Linked DNA regions of Homo sapiens: region 1 is linked to region 2. A link is a loop called in an ENCODE intact Hi-C map of the cell type or tissue named here. Cell type or tissue: mammary epithelial cell. All regions are shown on one strand. Links, peaks and the distances in the headings refer to the core of each region. The heading gives the core; the rest is flanking DNA.

Region 1 (9,024 bases), core at 3,258-5,757, 170 kb before region 2:
AAAGCACCCCCTGCGTTCCGAATAATTCATTTCAAGAAACATGGTATTAAGTGTTTAGTATGTACCAGGCGCCTGAATAGGTGCAGGGGTAAAAATGTCTTGACACCAAGGAACCTCCGGCATTTGTGAATCTGCTGAACATCGCCATTGATGGACTGGATGCTGCCGCCTTTGCCCCTCCCCCTCCTGCCACGTGTCATCGCGCCTACTTAGCGACACCTAGTGGTCAGTAAAGAGAACTATCTGAATCAATGACGCCTTTCAGGACTTCTCTCAACAGAGTTTGACCAAGTTTTCTTCTGCTGTGTCAGATCCCTCTCCCAGATCAGATCATTAGAACCTCCTCCAGTATCTTATGTATATGTGTCTAGAATGACTTTTTTTTGAGACAGAGTCTTGCTCTGTCGCCCAGGCTGGAGTGCAATGGCCTGATCTTGGCTCACTGCAACCTCCACCTCCCAGGTTCAAGTGATCCTCCCACCTCAGCCTCCCAAGTAGCTGGGATTACAGGGACACGCCACCACGCCCGGCTATTTTTGTATTTTTAGTAGAGACAAGGTTTCACCATGCTGGCCAGGCTGGTCTTGAACTCCTGACCTCCGGTGATCTGCCTGCCTTGGCCTCCCAAAGTTCTGGGATTACAGGTGTAAGCCACCGCACCCAGCCTAGAATGACTTTTTAACATCTCTTTCTGTACACATTTGATCAATAACCTTGGAAACATTATTCTTGTAGCACATTTTATTGCTGTAAGGGCAAGTTAAGACTTCTGAATAAGCAAAAATGATTACTGAGCATCTCCAATGGAAAACTATGCATTCTTTACAGCACACTTTTCTAAGTTATTTGTTTCTATGGAATCTGTGTTTTTTTCTTGTCTTGGAGTTATTCTAGAGCTCGGTAGATTGTGGATAAATACAAATAATTCTTGTCTATAAACATGCAAATAAATTCTGCCTGATGGAAGTTCAGTAGACTCCACCTTACCCCACACCCGCACTCCACCCCGCCTCCCATGGAAAAAGTCAATTTTGTGTCCATTGGTAAATGAATTTCAACGTTGCTTTACTCTATATAAATTGGTCTTTGACCTTGCCTTTGAACTGGTGGTGACCTCTGGCTAGTTTCCCCTTTAATTCATGAGTTAAATAAAATTTTGACATGTTTTCATTCTATTATATGTAAGAGTCATCGTTTTATCTTTTTCAAAGTTATTCTTTAGCATTGGTAATTCAAAAGAGACATTAAATTTAGCTGAGAAATATCAGACTACCTCTAGTGCTAAATATAAATTAAGTAAAAGGTGTCAAAACCTGTGAGAAGAGTCTGAGATGTTACCCTACTTGTAAGTTAACAGGTCAGCCTGCCTGTTTCAGGGATGCTCACAGAAGACTCAAGACTTCTGGAGTTTTGAGTGAGACAAAGGACTTTGCTACTCACAGCACAGTAAACAGAATTAGCTCCATATTGGTCTTGATGCTTTTTGGCCCTAAGTCTACCAAGGACAAAGTGGAGCGGCCTAGATGGATGCTGCACATACTGAGGGTTCGCATCACAATTGAGGACCCAGAGCTTAGGGAACATGAATCTTTTGTAATGGGCTGCAAGCAAACCAGCCCAAACTTTGTCTCAGAGGCAGACCTTATTTTTATTTTACTGGACAGTAAGTGAATCTGCCCTTTGCTCTGGAAGGAGACAACCTCTACCTTCAAAGCTGTTGTTCACTGTACAAGCATCCATAAAATAGAGTACCTCTGCTTGCAAGTTGTACCTATACACAAAAAACCCATGGAGAACTTTCTCCCAACAAAAAGAAAGCATTAAGTTGTCTAATTCACTTAAACCTATTAGAGAATATCTAGTTGGTGCCCAATGGGCTTCAGTTCAAAAGAGGGAACTGAGCCCACATACTGAGTAATCCCCTTTCAACAGATACACAAATTCATATGGAAATGATTTAAGAATATATAAAAGTGTGAACATATACCCACTTGCTCAAAAGAAAGCACTTTCACACATATATTTCCTTGCTGTGTTAGTGGAGAAGGCCTAGAAGCGACAACACCCTGGTAGTGTCAAGCACATCTAGCTCCCAGATCTTGATTACTAATACGATTCTCCAATAAAAGGAATGAGACGTCCTTGGAGAAATAGATGGCTCTAAGATTTCAGCAGGAAATGCAAAAGATGACCCTGAAGCATCCTGCGTACCAGAAAGTAAGAAAGTGCTAAAAATTTTAACTAAAAACACAAAAAACTAAAACCATGATGGTGATCAAAGGGACCAAAGAGCCAACTGACTGAGCACCTAGTGGCCAAAGCTAGAAAATTTAGAGCAAGAAAATAAAGAAAATAGTATTGGATTATAACCAAAGTCTAAAAATAAATAAATTAATGATTGAGTAAATAAATAAGAGAGAATACACAGATCTATTCCAAGATTCCAAGAATTCCAAATAAGTTATCTAGACTCTCCACCCTTAAAGAGGTGGAGCATGAATCCTCACTCCTTAACTATAGGCTGTGTATAGTGACTTTTTAAAAAGTACGGTACAGAAAGGAGAAAAAAGGAGTAACTTTATGGTGGAGAAACATGATAAATGCAACCTCAGCCAGAGCCAGGTGATCAAGGTTAACATCATGGTCATAAATCAGATTATAGTATACACCCTTGGTATCTAATCATGAGAAAAACACTAGACCAAACCTCAATTGAGTGATAGTCTATGAAAGACCTGACTAGTGCCCCTTAAGATTGTCAAGGTCATCAAAACCAAAGGAAGTCTGAGAAGCTGTCACTCCCAAGAGAAGCCTAAGGAGACATGGCAACTAAATGTCATATAATATCCTACATGGGATCCCAGAACAGAGAAAGGGCATTAGGGGGAAACTAAGTATATCTAAAGAAAGTGTGAACTTCCACTGGAGGTCGGGAGTTCGAGACCAGCCCAACCAACATGGAGAAACCCGGTCTCTACTAAAAATACAAAATTAGCCAGGCGTGGTGGTGCATGCCTCTAATTCCAGCTACTCTGGAGGCTGAGGCAGGAGAATCGCTTGAATCCAGGAGGCGGAGGTTATGGTGAACCGACATCACGCCATTGCACTCCAGTCTGGGCAACAAGAGCGAAACTCTGTCTAAAAAAAAAAAAAGAAAGTATGACCTTTTAAAATGATAAATGTATCAATTTTGGTTAATTAATAATGACAAATGTGCCCTGCTAATGTAAATGTTAATAATAGGATAAACTGGACGCGGGGTAAATGGGTACTCTGTACTATCTTAATTTTTCTGTAAAACTAAAATTATTCTAAAATAAAAAAGAGTCAAGCGTGGTGGCTCATGCCTGTAATCCTAACACTTTGGGAGGCTGAGGCAGGCAGATCACCTGAGGTCAGGAGTTCGAGACCAGCCTGGTTAGCATGGTGAAACCCCGTCTCTACTAAAAATACAAAAATTAGCCAGGCGTGGTGGCGGGTGCCTGTAATCCCAGCCACTGGGGAGGCTGAGGTGGGAGAATCAGTTGAACCTGGGAGGTGGAGGTTGCAGTGAGCCGAAATCATGCCACTGCACTCCAGCCTGGTCAACAGAGCGAGATTCCATCTCAAAAAAAATAAATAAATAAAATAAAATAAAAAATAAAAAGGTCATTTTAGTAAAAAGAAAGCATTTCCAATTCTTCTCCACTTTCTCATTTTCATCATGTACAGATGGAGATTCCAATGCAACCATTTCCATATTGTTATGTTCACATTCTCTTCATTCGGAAAGGCTTTAAATTCAGTAAGAATTCTTTTTTTCAGTGGGATCTTTGTTTGATCAGTTCTTCCTCTCCCCTTGAGGATCATGGAGTTACAGAAGGTTGCTTTTTAAAGGATGTGCCTTTGTTAAGTTTAAGATTTTAATTCGGGGTATAATTCCCTGGCTGGAAAGCGTCCAGATTTCAGGTTTTTTATAGTATTCTTAAACAGAGGCATTACACCACCAATAACCACCAATAACGAACAGAATGAATCCTCTAGAAGAATCTCATTAATACAGGTGAGCCCAGAGCTCTAACTACTGGAGGTGTGGACTGTTGAGGGTCAATGAGGACCAAATACCAGTCCTGCTAGAAATTCAGGGAAGTGCAGCAGGCCCAGTGCATGGAAGAGTACAGCCGGGCACTGGCTGCCAGCTCACACTTGCAAAGAGCCAACCACCTAAAGGAGTGTGGCTATTCTGCCTGCGAATGAGGGCAGTTGCTCTAATGAAAGGGCATGCTAGGGGGAGCTGCAGGTTTACAGAGCACCCTGTAGTTTGTTTACTGAACAGTGATGGCCATGAAGGCAACTGAAGGCTGAGATCCAAGCTGTGTGTAGCAAGCCCTCCAGCACAAGTCAAGGCTGCCCTGGGGAAGAGGTACCTTGTTATTGTGTGCAATAGTACCCTCCTCCAGCTAAACCCTGTGCTCATGGGTTTGCACCTGCCCAGATTTAATGAATCTAAAATTTACTCTACTTTCTGTTTGGGCTCGAATGATAGTGAGACAGTGAGAAAAAGGGCTCCCCAGAGAACCTCTGACCGGCCTGTGCACTGGGAGGATGGAGTGGGGCCTTGGGAGGTTCACGCCATTTGCAGCGGGTAGGAGCCTGGCCTCTCCTATTCCTGGGTGGTAACCTGGGATTCAGTCTGTGAGATGGGGGCCTGTTAACAGGAACCCCTCTTGCTTGGCTGAAAGAGTCTTTTTTCTTTTCTCCCAATAAATTCTGTAACCTTTCACCCTTTAAAGTGTCTGCATGCCTAATCTTTCCTGGTCGTGTGACAAGAATCCGGTTTTTTTTTCCTACAGCAATAGGAACAGGAACAGAAGTTAACATCAATTCTAACATTGAAATATAGAGATCGGTCTCTTGAAGGACAAAGAGTAAACAACAACAACAAAAAAAATTAGCCCATATAAAGAGTTGACATAGCTGAAAATGCAGCACATCCATAAAGGAGCTGAACCCAGTAGGATACAATCATAAAATCATATTTTTTCCTCAATACTCCCCGTTCTGACCATCAGGTTTTTCTCTGTCCCTTGGATGAAATCTTAGGCAGGTTTCACAGATTTCCTAATAACTCCTAGCTTTAATAAAATCCAAATCAGTCTAATTGCCATATAACTGTAGTCCAGTGTACTATAAAACACTATAATCCTTTTTTTAAAAAATTTACAGTGTTTCCCCATCTCCAACTTAAAAACTGGAGTAGAGGGAGAAGGTAATGATCAGCGTCTTCACCATAGCCTAGCTCCCTGTCCAGCCCCATTTGCTAGGTCTGATTTTATGATTTCTCCAGGGTCAAAGGGGGAAGGTGAAAGCTACATCATCAGGCCTGTCTCTTGAGCAGTTCCAGTGCCTGAGGAAAGGGGACAGTCTATTGGGCTTTGGGCCTTAACTCCTCATTCCTACACATCACTACAGCTTAATTTGAAAAATTCTGCTTTTCACGATAACCTAAGGGACCATCAAGATGCCCTACAGTGGGGCCCTTCAAGTGGCCCCACTCATTCAGTTGCCCCAGGCCCATGCCCCACTAGGGACAGCACTCCCTGCGCTAGGTCTTGCCTGGTGAGTTCAGCCCCTGCATGGCTGGTGTACCAGGGCTGGCTCCTTCTCTCCTGGGATGTTCATGCTGGTTCTGCCATTGGACACAGATGATGACAAACCTTTCAATGTGGACAAGGTGGCCCTTTCAGTGGTTTGATTCCGACTCCCTGCTCAGCCTCAGGAGTGAGACCCTGCAGGCAAATTCTCTGTGAAGAGTCCCTCATCCTTCCTGTTGGTCCTCTTGGACAGGATTCTTTTTAAGCCAACCCCAGGCATGCTTCCCTCAAGGGATCTGCATCTGGCCCCACAATGTGAGCTCCCAGGCCTCCAGCAATGGGAGTGCAGTTCTGTTCCAGTGCCCCCTTTAAACCTTTCAGATTGGGAACACTCTGAAGGTCTCCCTGAAACCTCCCTCCCTTGGTCTGAGGCAAGGGAAGCATGTCCTTCCCTCCCAAATAGGGAGAAGTAGAGGAGTGGAGACTCCAGCACACTGACCAGGCTCCAGAGAAATCCTCTCCTCAATCTTCCCAATCACAGTACGCAGCAGTAGCCCAGCACTTGGCTGATCTAGCAGAACTTTTTACCCCTTTAGCAAGTCCTACATGAATGGTGACTAGTTTAACACAGGGATCAGCAAACCACAGCCTGCAGATGATATTCCCCTCCACTCTTTCTTTCTTGTTAATTCTTTGTCCATGAGCAAAGAATGTTTTTTCCACTATTAAATGGTTTTAAAAATCAACAGAAGAATAACATTTTGTGACCCATGAAAATTATATGGAACTCACATTTCAGTGCCATAAATAAAGTGTTCCTGGGCCAGATGCTGTGGCTCATGTCTGTAATCCCAGTACTTTGGGAGGCTGAGGCAGTCGGATTACTTGAGGTCAGGAGCTCGAGACCAGCATGGCCAACATGGTGAAACCTCTGTCATCTTTACTAAAAATACAAAAATTAGCCAGGTGTGGTGGCACGCACGTGTAGTCCCAGCTACTTGGGAGGCTGAGGCAGGAGAATTGCTTAAGCCCAGGAGGCAGAGGCTGTAGTGAGCTGAGATCATGCCACTGCACTCTAGCTTGGGCAACAGAGCAAGACCCTGTTTCTAAATAAATAAATAAATAAAAAGTGTTCTTGGAACACAGCCGTGCTTATTTGTCTCCATATCATCTATGGCCATTTTCACACTACAAAAGCAGGGTTGAGTAGCTGTGACAGCAATCATGTGACCCACAAAGCCTAAAATATTCATTATTGTGCCTTTCACAGGAAAAGTGTGCTGACCCCTGGTCTAGAAACTTACTCAGAATGTAAAAGTATTTGACACTAGTGAGTTCCTTTCTCGCACGGAGCTTCCAGCAAAACTCCAAGATCTGGTCCGATAAGTGGTTATAAATTCAATAATTCAAAAGCAGAGCAGAATGGAACTGCAGAAAGCGAAACTGACAAATCAGAAAACTAGCAACAAAATTTCCCAGACTCACAGCCAATCTATCATATATGTTTGAAGACTTTTCAAAAAGACATTTTCATGTGTTTAAGGGCTTGAAAAGTATACACACATACATCTTTTTGACTTTTTAGAAAAAGAACTTGATGAACTATATGAGCTAACCAAAAAAATTAATTACTCAAAATAACCCTAATCAGTTGGAGGAAGAAACATCAGTAAGAAGCCTGTTTCCTCACACCCAGAGAATGGGCTCTGGCAAAAGAATATATTTGAAAGCCTGTTTACGGGAGTTAAGTTGATTCTCACTCTCTCACGACCACAGCCCAGTGATTGGCCCACTCCTGTTATAATAGGAGAGGAGAGGTTTACTTCCTAGAGCAATGGTTCTCAAACATTACTGGTCTCAGGACCCTCTTTTTTTTTTTTTTTTTTTTTTTTTTTTTTTGAGATGGAGTCTCGCTCTGTCGCCCAGGCTGGAGTGCAGTGGCGCAATCTCGGCTCACTGCAAGCTCCGCCTTCCGGGTTCACGCCATTCTCCTGCCTCAGCCTCCCAAGTACCTGGGACTACAGGTGCCCACCACCGCGGCCGGCTAATTTTTTGTATTTTTAGTGGAGACGGGGTTTCACTGTGTTAGCCAGGATGGTCTCGATCTCCTGACCTCGTGATCCGCCCGCCTCGGCCTTCCAAAGTGCTGGGATTACAGGCGTGAGCCACCGCAGGACCCTCTTACACTCTTTCTTTTTTTTTTTTCCTTTTTTGAGACGAGGTCTCACTCTGTCACCCAGGCTGGAGTGCAGTGGCATGAGCTCGGCTCACTGCAACCTCCGCCTCTTGGGTTCAAGCAATTCTCCTGCCTCAGCCTCCCAAGTAGCTGGGATTACAGGTGCCCACCACCACACTCTGCTAATTTTTGTATTTTTAGTAGAGATGGGGTTGGTCTCGAACTCCTGACCTCAGGCAATCCGCCTGCCTCAGCTTCCCAAAGTTCTTGGATTACAGGCATGAGCCACCGCGCTCGGCCTATACTCTTAAAAATTGTTGAAGACTCCCAAGGAGATTTGGTTTACGTGGATCCTACTTATTGACATTTACCAATTAGAAATTAAAAACTGAGAAATTTAAAAAGCATTCATTCATTTTAAAATAACAATAATAATCCATTACAAGTTAACACAAATAAGATTTCTTGGTGAAAAATGTTTTGTTTTTCTAAAACAAAAAAAAAATCAATAATGAGTGATATTGTTTTACATTTTTTAAAGCATGTTAATATCTAGCTCAATAAAACAGCTGGGTTCTCATAGCTGCTTCTGTGTTTGAACAGTTGTGATACGTTGTTATGGTTGAAGTAAATGAAGAAAATATGACCTCACACAGATATGGAAAAGGAAACAGTATTTTAATAGTCTTTTGAGATAATTGTACATATTCTTCTTACAAACACACCAAAACTCAAAGTTTCTAAAGGTTAGTCGTGATGTAAAATTTAAAGCCATATCAATAAACTTTTGGTGTGCAGTTATTTAAGTTATTGATCTGCCTTGCACTTCAAATAGATTTATGCTATCCTTGCACCATTTTGTAGCATGATGCATTGATCATTTGAAAAATATTGGCTCACCAAGTTATATAAATCTTCTAAATATTGATGGCTTATACCACAATATTTTTAAAAACCATATTTTTGAAAATATCATCCCCAATTTCATCACAATAATATTAAATTATTGGGAAACTGTCAAGATTATGGTAGCAGATACAAGTTTTTCAAGATTCTAATTTTCACTTGAAAGTTTGAATCATATCATCAGCAACCAATACCATTTTGTCTGAAGTGACAGGGTCATTTTATTCATTTTCAAGAAAATGTCTACCAAATACCCAAGTCTGAATAACCAGATTGCCATTTCTTTCAAGCAAAAATTGTGTTTCCACAAAAAAGTGGCTAGTTCAGCTCACAGCTCCAAGAATCACACATGTATGTTTTTCCTTTAGA
Region 2 (10,188 bases), core at 3,589-6,088:
CTGTATTGGAGTAGTAGTTTCTAATAGTTCTCATCCTATAATATGGTTCTAAATTTCTTGCTGTACAAAAGAGATTGGAGAATCGTGTCTTAGAAATAGTACGTATAGTTGGGATAAGCCTTGAACATATTATGGTGCCAGAAATTAAGGAAGTACTTAAAAAAAAAAAAAAGGTTGTTGGAAAGGCCGCATAGGAGCCAACCTGAAGATCTAATAAAGACCTAATAAAGCTGGAACAATTTGACTAACAAAATAATGATAGTATTGGATTTTAATTCATGTACTAAAATACTCATGAGTCCATGCTGATGTAAGTATTTTAATAAATAAATGGTGGAGAAGGCACTGGTTTTGGTTTTGTATTTTTTTTACAGGAGCATCCCAATTAATGTAGAAAGAAAGACGGGAAAAGAAATTTTTCATTAGGCAAATACCACGGTAATAAATGTGGCAGACAGGACCTGCTGATGGATGCCAAAATTAGGTCAGAGTTTGAGGAGAAAAGAGTATTTGCACAGTCTCAAAGTATTCCCTACCCCCTCTCCTCCCAGGATATTTTTTTAACTGCAAAGGAAAAGATGGTAGATTTATAGTGGAGAAATCTGGCAGCCACCACCTTGGCCAAGTGATCAAAGTTAACATCACTAGTAATAAGACATATTGATGTCATGAGCCCCTTGATACAGTGTACTGGAGGACACAATATCATTTCTGTGGTATTCTTGCCCCAAATGCCTAAATGCATTCTAATCATGAGAAAACAGGAAGCTCAAACTGAGGGAAGTTTTACAAAATACTGGATCATAAGTTTCAAGGTCATGAAAGACAATCAATCAAGAGTTGTCACAAATTGGAGCCAAGACTCAGGAGAAATTACAAAAAAGTTACAAAGATAATAGAGTTCTTGAATACCCCTCAGCCAAGTGGGGATGTTAACATCTCACAGAATTATAGTACAGTTATCAACATCAAGAAATTAACATTGGCTAAAGAATATTAAACCACATACATGAGTGAAAAAAATGGTGAAACTTGGAGAGTGTTCTTTTTCTTTTCCAGGATTCTCTCCTGGATCCCACATTACATATAGTTGTTTCTTTCAAAATATTATTGTTAGAATTTAGAGATACTTGCTTTGTTTTAAATCAGTTGGTGTATTAATAGGTAATAAGTTATTTGTAAAGTAGCTATTAAAAGAATTTCCTGATGAAGCAATAGTCTTGTTGCTTTTTTCTACTATACAATTATTGGGAATTGGCTAAAATTTGAGGAAAGTTTTGTTTTTCTACCATTCTGTTTATTTCATTTTCTCTTCATTCTGAAAAATTTTAGCATCACCTAAAACAGTTCACACTGCTTTAAGTTGTCTTTACTTTTAATCCCAACAGTTGAATAGCAGCTTGGTGTGTATGTATTAATAGCAATGCTTTCAGAACCAGAACACTGTGGTCTTTTCTTTACTATTTTGAAATTTCTTGTATTCTTTTTTTCTAAATGAGAGAAATATATAAGGGAGATGATTTATGTTTCATCATCTGAAAGTGTGATGAATGAATATGTAACCTTCTATTTCTATTAATATTATATTGCTGCAGTATTAATATGTCCAGTTGAAAATACTAAAATTTAGTGTAGCAACATGAGCTCTCTAAAAGCAAGTTCTTAATACTTTCATGTAGTAACATTAACAAGATTCTTGAAGTCACTTTTTAAAATGAGTTACCATCTGAATTTTACATTTATCCGTGAGAACCGTCAGAGTGCAATTGATCGAGGTTAAGTCTCAACAGTCTGTTTTCTGTATAAACAATCTACCAATTCCTTATTAGTAACTTTTTATGTTTTATAAACTCTGACTAAAATATCTAAGTTTTTGCCACCTTGCTTAAATTTTAGATAACAGTATATGACTTGAAGATTATTTTAATATTTTGTCTAATATAATGTCAATTGAATATGTAGGCATTTTCAACTGTTAAGGCATTCCTCCCAAAGTTGTCCTTCCAAAAAGTAGAAAAATAACATGAGTTTCAACCTGGCAAAACATATGAAAAAGAGTATCTCTGAGTCACAAGATGAGTCAAGAGGGTGAGGTTTGTTTTTCCTTGTCCATCTCTTTTAAGGGAATATGATCCTAAGCAGCAGGAAAAAAATATATTTAATGAAAATTGGCGCCAAAAGTTAGAATTTGTTCTTCAGTATTTAACTGGTACTAAGTGCAGATCTTCTATAAATATACTGAAACTAAATTTAATGGTGCTAACAAGATGGGTTTGATCTGCTTTAGAGATCTGTTCCTAATTTGTAGGTGATTGCTAATGCCGATATTTCAAGAATTAAAACTCTGTTTCATACTCTAATATCCTACTGTAGCACAGCAACACTGCTGGCAAGTGGAAGTGCTTAAATAACTGCCCCTCAGGTGCCAGTAATGACCAAAGAAATCATTTTGTTTGATACCTAAAATAACTATATTTACCATTTGTTCTTGAAAGCTGACTTTCGTAGATCTTGGCTTTAAAATTTTTTCCTGGCTTTGCTTTCCAAGCTGGCCATTTAAAAATATTCTGGATATTTAGGTATGGATTCCTCTAGTTGCTCAGCCTCGACTAGATTGTAAATACTGAGTATTTAGTCCATCTTACTCATCATCGTAATCGTAGCTGAAAGGAGGGGAGGGAGATGAGGAAATAAATGAGTGGTTGGAGAAAAGATAACTGCCCCCATACATGCTGCACTGGCTTCTTAGCTCAAGATCAGTTTTAGCTACATGGGGTATGTGGGAATGATGATGAATGGAAAGATTAGATAGAGCTTGTTCCCTCCTAGTCATATTAAAGGGGCTTTTTAAGAAGTCATTTATTGTCAAGGTAAAATGTGATCACTGGCACATTGCTTTGCCTTTGAGGAAAGTTTTGACTACTCATCCAGAGCAGATATCAACTACTTTATAATGTTTCACAAGATATTAAAACAAGTAAATAAAATTTAACTACTCCTTCTAAGGGCCTTTGCCAGGGAGTGAGATAATGATACAACTATAAGATAAATCATTAGTAACCCCTTTCTTTTATCAGAGAAAAATTGATAGGTGTCTCATAAATGGAGAATTCAGGCAAGGCCATTCCAGCAGGAGGTTTATAAGGAAATGGAGGTATAAAATCTATACTTTAGCAGAGATGTGCCAAGAGCATTGTAGCCAAAGAAAAGGAAATGGGGAAAGAGATAAGATGGAAATTTAAATTTGAGGCTAAGTATTGCCGAGGACTTTAGACTTTTTGTATTAGAAAGCCACTAGAAAATGTAAAGCACAGGAGCTAGCCGTTTGGCTGAATTTGCCTTTTAGAAAGATTACTGTTGGCAATGTAAAGAAGATGGATTGAACCACATATATTTATTTGATTTATGATTATGATTTTCAAGTATTCTTAATATTTTTTATTCATTTATTAAGACTGAAATGCTATCTTCTTGATTGGAGGAGTTTTCTGAGTAGCTAAAACAATCCTTTAAGTGCCTAAATTTCAGTTTCTTGATAAACAACTTTCTAAACTATAATTAATGTCCCCACTTCAATAAATTGACTAATAAATAGTTTGCATAAATATTATCATACTACATTTCTGCTTTTCCTCTTCCCATTAATCATACAGCCTAGAAGAAATGATCCTGATTTGTCCACTTAAAGTTTGTGGAGACATTATCTTTTCTTATCTACTCACAATAGATCACCTTTGTGATCTGTTATGTTTAAATTCCCTGTCACCTTTCCTAGTCTATGGTTGTAAACTAAGGCAAAACTCAAGATTGGAAGAAGAAAATAATTAACTAATCCTTGGTATATGTGTAAAAAATTAAGGCAAGCGTGGAGAGGGTAGCTCTTCAGCAAAATCTATGAACTTTGAGACACTGTTCTGAATGGTTTGCTGATTGGTACCTGGTTAGCTAGTAGTTTTAAATACTGATGGAATTTTAATCAATAAGTTTTACATTTGAAATACTTATTAATACTTAAAACATTATTAAAACCATAATTAAGCACCTGTTATATGTGATGCTCAGAGCACCAATGAAAAAGTCATGGACTCTGCCCTGAGGTGGAGTAGACATATAAATAAATAAGCGAAAAGCATTTGTAGGACTTTCATTATATTTTTTCTCTTTCAAGAGTAAGGGTGTGTCATTTTATAGATAGAAAATGGGGAAATAAGGTTTATTTGAACAGTTTGCAGTTATGTCACATATTCCATTAAAGAAGGAATACTCTTTAATAGAGGGATAAAATGCTTGTGTAGTTGATGTGCTTATGAAGTGCTTATATGATCTTTTTTATCAGATTATTTATATACATTAATGTGCTACATAATAATTTTTGGTCAGTGGCTGACCACATATACACAGTGGTTCCGTAAGATTATAATGGAGCTGAAAATACATGTACAGTCATGTGTCACTTAACAACGAGTTGCATTGAGTAATGCATCATTAGTGTAGCCTAAGTGTACAGAGTTTATAAAGTCTACAGTAATATCCTAGGCCCTTACATTAACTCACCAGTCACTCACTGGCTCACCCAGAGCAGCTTCTGTCCCACAAGCTCCTTTCATGGTAAATGCCCTATACAGGTGTACCATTTAAGTAAAATTTTCATACTATACTTTTACTGTACCTTTTGAATGTTTAGATATGTTCAGATACACAGATATTTAGCATTGTGTTACAATTGCCTACAGTATTCAGTACAGTAAGATGCTGTACAGATTTTGTAGCCTAGGAGCAATAGGCTGGACCATATAGCCTGGGTGTGTAGTAGGCTGTCCCACATAGGTTTGTGTAAGTACACTCTGATGTTCATACAATGATGAAATCTAATGATGTGTTTCTCAGTGTAACCCCATCGTTAAGTGACTCATGACTGACTGTATGTGTATTTTGGTGTTTGCAGCAGTATTTACATAAATTTTTCATCACAGCATTTCTGATACATGTGTTCTAGAAAACCTCAGATGCCATGAAATCACATCTGGGAAAAATATGGATAGAGTAGACCATTCAAATTATGCAGCTTTGTTTGTAACAGAGTATTAACATAAACAGTAATGATCTTAAAAATGCAAGTACAAATTAACTGTACAAATGAAACACCATAGCCCATCACTTATGAGCCTTAAACGGGGACTTGTGCTTCTTTTAAGGTATGGTGCAGGTTGAAGTTATTTGCTTTAGTAGAAACTACTTTTCTAAAATTCAGTAGTGAGCCAATGTATGCCTACCTTTATTAATAGTTGTGGGGGTGAGGGGGAGCATAAAAACAAAAGAAATTGTCTTCACAACTTCATCTGTGTCCTTAGTTTTCACCAGACAACATAACAATTTTAGAAAGACTTGAGGTTCTTAAAGCCCCTAAACTTGTTTTCTCTAAAGGAAAGCACCTCTTCACTATTGTTTTCTTAAGGTCTTCATATATTGAGGGGTTTTTTTTGTTTGTTTTTTGAGACGGAGTTTCCCTTTTGTCGCCCAGGCTAGAGTTCAATGGCGCGATCTCAGCTCACTGCAACCTCCGCCTCCCAGGTTCAGGCGCTTCTCCTGCCTCAGCCTCCCAAGTACCTGGGATTACAGGCGCCCTGCCATCACTCCCGGCTAATTTTTGTATTTTTAGTGGAGACGAGGTTTCACCACGTTGGCCAGGCTGGTCTGAAACTCCTGACCTCAGGTGATCCACCCGCCTTGGCCTCCTGAAGTGCTAGGATTACAGGCGTGAGCCACTGCACCCGGCCTTTTTTTTTTTTTTTTTTTTTTTTTTTAAGAGAAACTTGCCCTGATCCTTTACTGTGAAAAATCCCTGTGAACCAGTGAAATTTCCATGATTACTGACAATACTACTCTCCTTCCTCTTTACGAATTACGTGTGAACTAATTCATATTAGAACACCATCTTGTAGCTGTAGTTTTTACTTTGATAGTATATAGTTCTATTTTAATATAATTTATATTTAAAATATATGCTTTAATTTTTAAGTTCTTACAGTGAGGATGCCATATATTTAAGCTGTCAAAACAGCTTGTATTTGTACTCTTTTCTAGTGTTGTGGGCCATAATACATATATACTCATGGGCAGTATAACATTTGCCTTCTTAATTTTCTTTTTAAAAGTTGTTGTATTTAATTTATTTTTATTTTTAATTTTTTGAGATGGAGTCTCACTCTGTCACTCAGGCTGGAAAGCAGTGGCGTGATCTCAGCTTACTGCAACCTCCGCCTCCTGGGTTCAAGCGATTCTCCTGCTTCAGCCTCCTGAGTATCTGGGATTAGAGGTGCGTGCCACCATGCCCGGCTTATTTTTGTATTTTTAGTAGAAGTGGGGTTTTTACCATGTTGGCCAGGCTGGTCTGTAACTCCTGACCTCTAGTAATCTGCCCACATTGGCCTCCCAAAGTGCTGGGATTACAAGCGTGAGCCATTGCGCCTGGCCCGTTGTATTTAATTTAAAAAATATATTTGTAATTATTTCTATAAAGTCATGATCAAAATTACTTATGTGTATTAGTCAGATATTTTAAAGGAATGAAAATGATGTAATTTAGAAGAAAATAGCTTAAACCTGTTGTTTCAAGAATTTATATAAGAGACCTGACACTGAATTTTTATGGATTACTTACAAACTAATGTAAACATTTCTTTTTAGTTATTCTTTCTCTTTTAAAGTGTTGATAAGTGAATTTTGTTAGCTATTTGGTTGTTAAGTAAAAACTGGCTTATTTGCTCAAACTTGCAAAGTATCTCTGGAAGAATATTTAGGAAACTGGCAACGTTGCTTTCAGAGAAAGGAAATGGATATCTCGGGGTGGGAAGGGAGGGAAACTTTGAATTTTGAATACCCTTTGAATTTTTGAGTCATGAACTATTAGAAATAAAGTAAATTAAAATTTAACAAGAAAAATGAAAATGAAAGTACTTCGGTTTACAGAACAGAGGTTGATTGAACCTGTCTGGTAGAACCTCCGTGATCAGCTTAGCATTGTCAGTCCTGAAATAATCTTTTGTGACCTCCATGATCAGCTTAGCATTATCCGGCCTGGAATATCTTGAGACTCAGCATACAGCGGATGTATGTAATGGCAGGTGCAAACAAACAGAAAGGTAACCAAATACAAGTATTTATGCTGTACTTACTCTATTAGAATAAATTAGTTAACATAATATATACCTCTTTTTATCAAATTGGAAATTAAACTATTGGATAACTGTTAGATTTTTTTTCCCCCCTATAACTATTAAAATTTTTTTTAAAATCTTGCTACTGCCCATTAGAAAGGATTTGGGAACATTTTTAAAAAATTCTTGCTTCCTTTTTTGTTTGCTTTTAGTTGATGCGGATGAAATTAAAAGGCTAGGAAAGAGATTTAAGAAGCTTGATTTGGACAATTCTGGTTCTTTGAGTGTGGAAGAGTTCATGTCTCTGCCTGAGTTACAACAGAATCCTTTAGTACAGCGAGTAATAGATATATTCGACACAGATGGGAATGGAGAAGTAGACTTTAAAGGTAAGAAAGTAGTTATTTTTTATAACCACAAGTTATCTAACCTATTTGTATTCTTACAGCTCTGTGTAAAAAAAAAAAAAAAGTGCTTATATTCCTAGTGACCTTACAATAATAGATTATGTTAAAACCTCAGCGTCTGTGGCATATACACCTTAATGAACTAGGACATTTTACTCTGTGGTTCATAAATGATTAAGTCATTCTTTAGGATAATCTACCAAAAAGCAGGGGGGACTCAGTATTTCCTTTCTTTTTAGAAAATTAATCTCACTTTAGGGCAATACTGTATATTCTTATATACATTAGAAGCTGCAATTCCTTTTATTTATTTATTTAATTTTTTTGAGATGGAGTCTCGCTCTTTTGCCCAGGCTGGAATGTGGTGGTATAATCTCGGCTCACTGCAGCCTCCGCCTCCTGAGTTCAAGCAATTCTCCTGTCTCAGCCTCTTGAGTAGCTGGGATTACAGGCATGTGCCACCACACCTGGCTAATTTTTGTATTTTTAGTAAAAACGAGATTTCACCATGTTGGCCAGGCTGTGGTCTCGAACTCCTGACCTCAAGTGATCCACGTGCCTCAACCTCCCAAAATGCTGGGATTACAGGCATGAGCCACCGCGCCAAGCCAGTTTTTTTTTTTGTTTGTTTTAACAAGTAAATAAACATTTCACAAGGGATTTGTCAATAGATTTTATTTTAGTTTGGACAATTATAAGTGGAGGGATATAAAACTGATTATGATTTAGTGCTTATCAGGCAGTGAAGAAAAATGATCATTTGTCATGAAACTTCTAACAGCATATTTGATTCACAATTTTGAAACAGAAGGCTAAAGTTTTTTGTGTGTGTCAGAACAATTTATAGTGGGTTTTTTTTTAAAGCCCCTTGTTACAGTCATATTCTAAGAGGGAAGAGTTAAACAACTTAAATAATATGTTTTGAGTGTTCTTTTATCTTGCACTTAACAAATGTTTGTTCAAATTGATTGACCTTAGAGAACTCCAAGTTCAAATAAAAAAAATACAGAGAGACCTTGTTTGTTGAGGTTTCAAATTTGGCAATTTTATTTTTAAACGTTGCTAGTAGTACTTCTGTTTTGCAGCAAGGAAATATCCTTTTGTGGGTATGTAAGGTAAATATGTTTTTTGTGTAAAAAATTGGAAGTTCTGATTTGTGAACATTTTTAACTCTTATTCAGAATTCATTGAGGGCGTCTCTCAGTTCAGTGTCAAAGGAGATAAGGAGCAGAAATTGAGGTGTAAGTATTTTTCTTCACTGACTTCATTCTCTTATACTACCATCATTTCATACTGTATTATAGAATGCTTTTTAAAATAATGAAAAAGATGTCTTTTATTCCAGATCCTTAGACATAACTGAAATTTTACATTCTGGTGAAAATCCTTTTAGGACATTTCCAACTACTATATTTGAATAATGTGTCATTGCTGCTTTTAGTTGGATAGAAGGAAAACAGTTTCTTTCTGCTGAAAACAGCCATGTAAAACTACATATGTAATTTAGAGAAGAGATTTTTTTAGTGAAAGTGGGAAGAAATGTTCTAAAGAACCGGAGAGGTTGGAGTTGTTACTATATCCAGTTTTATCTGTGTAGAAACTGAAGCTTAGCAGGGATAGTTAACCTACTCTAAGCTCCACCAAATCTGCTCAGGCAGTCTCAAAAGCCCGTACGTTTAACCAACTATGTTAAACTGTGCCTAAGGACAACTCTATTTTAAGGAAGGAGACATCCTCATAGTCATAATTTTGATGTTTGTCAGTTTACTATTTTCTTTCTTACTGAAAGCATTTACTTGTGATTGCTTTGTAATTGGAATTGATTTTCCTTCCTTTTTTTTAGTTGCTTTCCGTATCTATGACATGGATAAAGATGGCTATATTTCCAATGGGGAACTCTTCCAGGTATTGAAGATGATGGTGGGGAACAATCTGAAAGATACACAGTTACAGCAAATTGTAGACAAAACCATAATAAATGCAGATAAGGATGGAGATGGAAGAATATCCTTTGAAGAATTCTGTGCTGTAAGTACAAAAGAGCTGGTTCTTCCGTTAGTTATGTTTCAGCAACATATTTTAAAAACCACTTAATAGAGAATTTCCATATTTTGTCCTAAAAACTTAAGTATTTGATTTTTCCTAATTGCCCGTATTGTTTTGAAATGTGTTCTTCATTGTAATTATTAACAATTATTATTCCCAAGGATACTACTTTACTTATTGTTGGTAGCCTCTCAAATTACAACTAGGTTATACTCTTAAGGTTCATTTAATCACTCATTGCTTCTGAACAGAAGCACAACCACAACCACTTAGCTTCTCTTCTCTACTTATGCCCTAAAAACAGAGAGTAGGCTTTTTGATGTGTTACAAGGATTTTAAACTGCAAGCTAGAGATACTAGAGAAAACTAGAGCATCCAGAGTAGAGGCAAAGATAACAAAGTTTTGAAATTTTTCTGTCAGTAATGATTGGATGCTTCCATAGAAAGATTTTCTTCCTCCTTTTTATTTTTAAATGTAAATCATATAAGGAAAAACAAGTGATTTTGATAGTTGTGTGTTATGTGAGAACTGAAGTGTAGCTACTTTGACCTTTAAGTAGAAGTTCATATTATCCTTA

Evidence for each region. Hi-C counts contacts between places; a loop is a spot of excess contacts. Peaks named below come from ENCODE experiments on the same cell type or tissue, not always from the same donor. Only the 100,000 strongest peaks of a DNase experiment are listed, where the experiment ranks them.
Region 1: a loop joins it to region 2, with 4 times the contacts of the local background. A loop is called at or near these places in 6 of 110 quality-filtered maps.

The regions. Positions count from the first base shown.
Region 1 is chr2:68,353,368-68,362,391 of GRCh38, reverse strand. It overlaps LOC101927723 (a long non-coding RNA gene), which reads left to right. Exons shown (of 2, transcript NR_187652.1): 2 at 1-1,175. Among named protein-coding and RNA genes, the nearest start is that of PLEK, 7.4 kb to the left of the region's middle. RefSeq lists an enhancer at 82-151. In mammary epithelial cell, for the core only: a CTCF peak has its summit at 4,277; a DNase peak (open chromatin) is centred at 4,241.
Region 2 is chr2:68,185,872-68,196,059 of GRCh38, reverse strand. It overlaps PPP3R1 (protein phosphatase 3 regulatory subunit B, alpha), which reads left to right. Exons shown (of 6, transcript NM_000945.4): 3 at 7,370-7,546; 4 at 8,746-8,805; 5 at 9,408-9,592. Among named protein-coding and RNA genes, the nearest start is that of PNO1, 33 kb to the right of the region's middle. RefSeq lists an enhancer at 1,201-3,219. In mammary epithelial cell, for the core only: no CTCF peak of the experiment used is centred there; a DNase peak (open chromatin) is centred at 4,879; H3K27ac peaks cover 1,449 bases.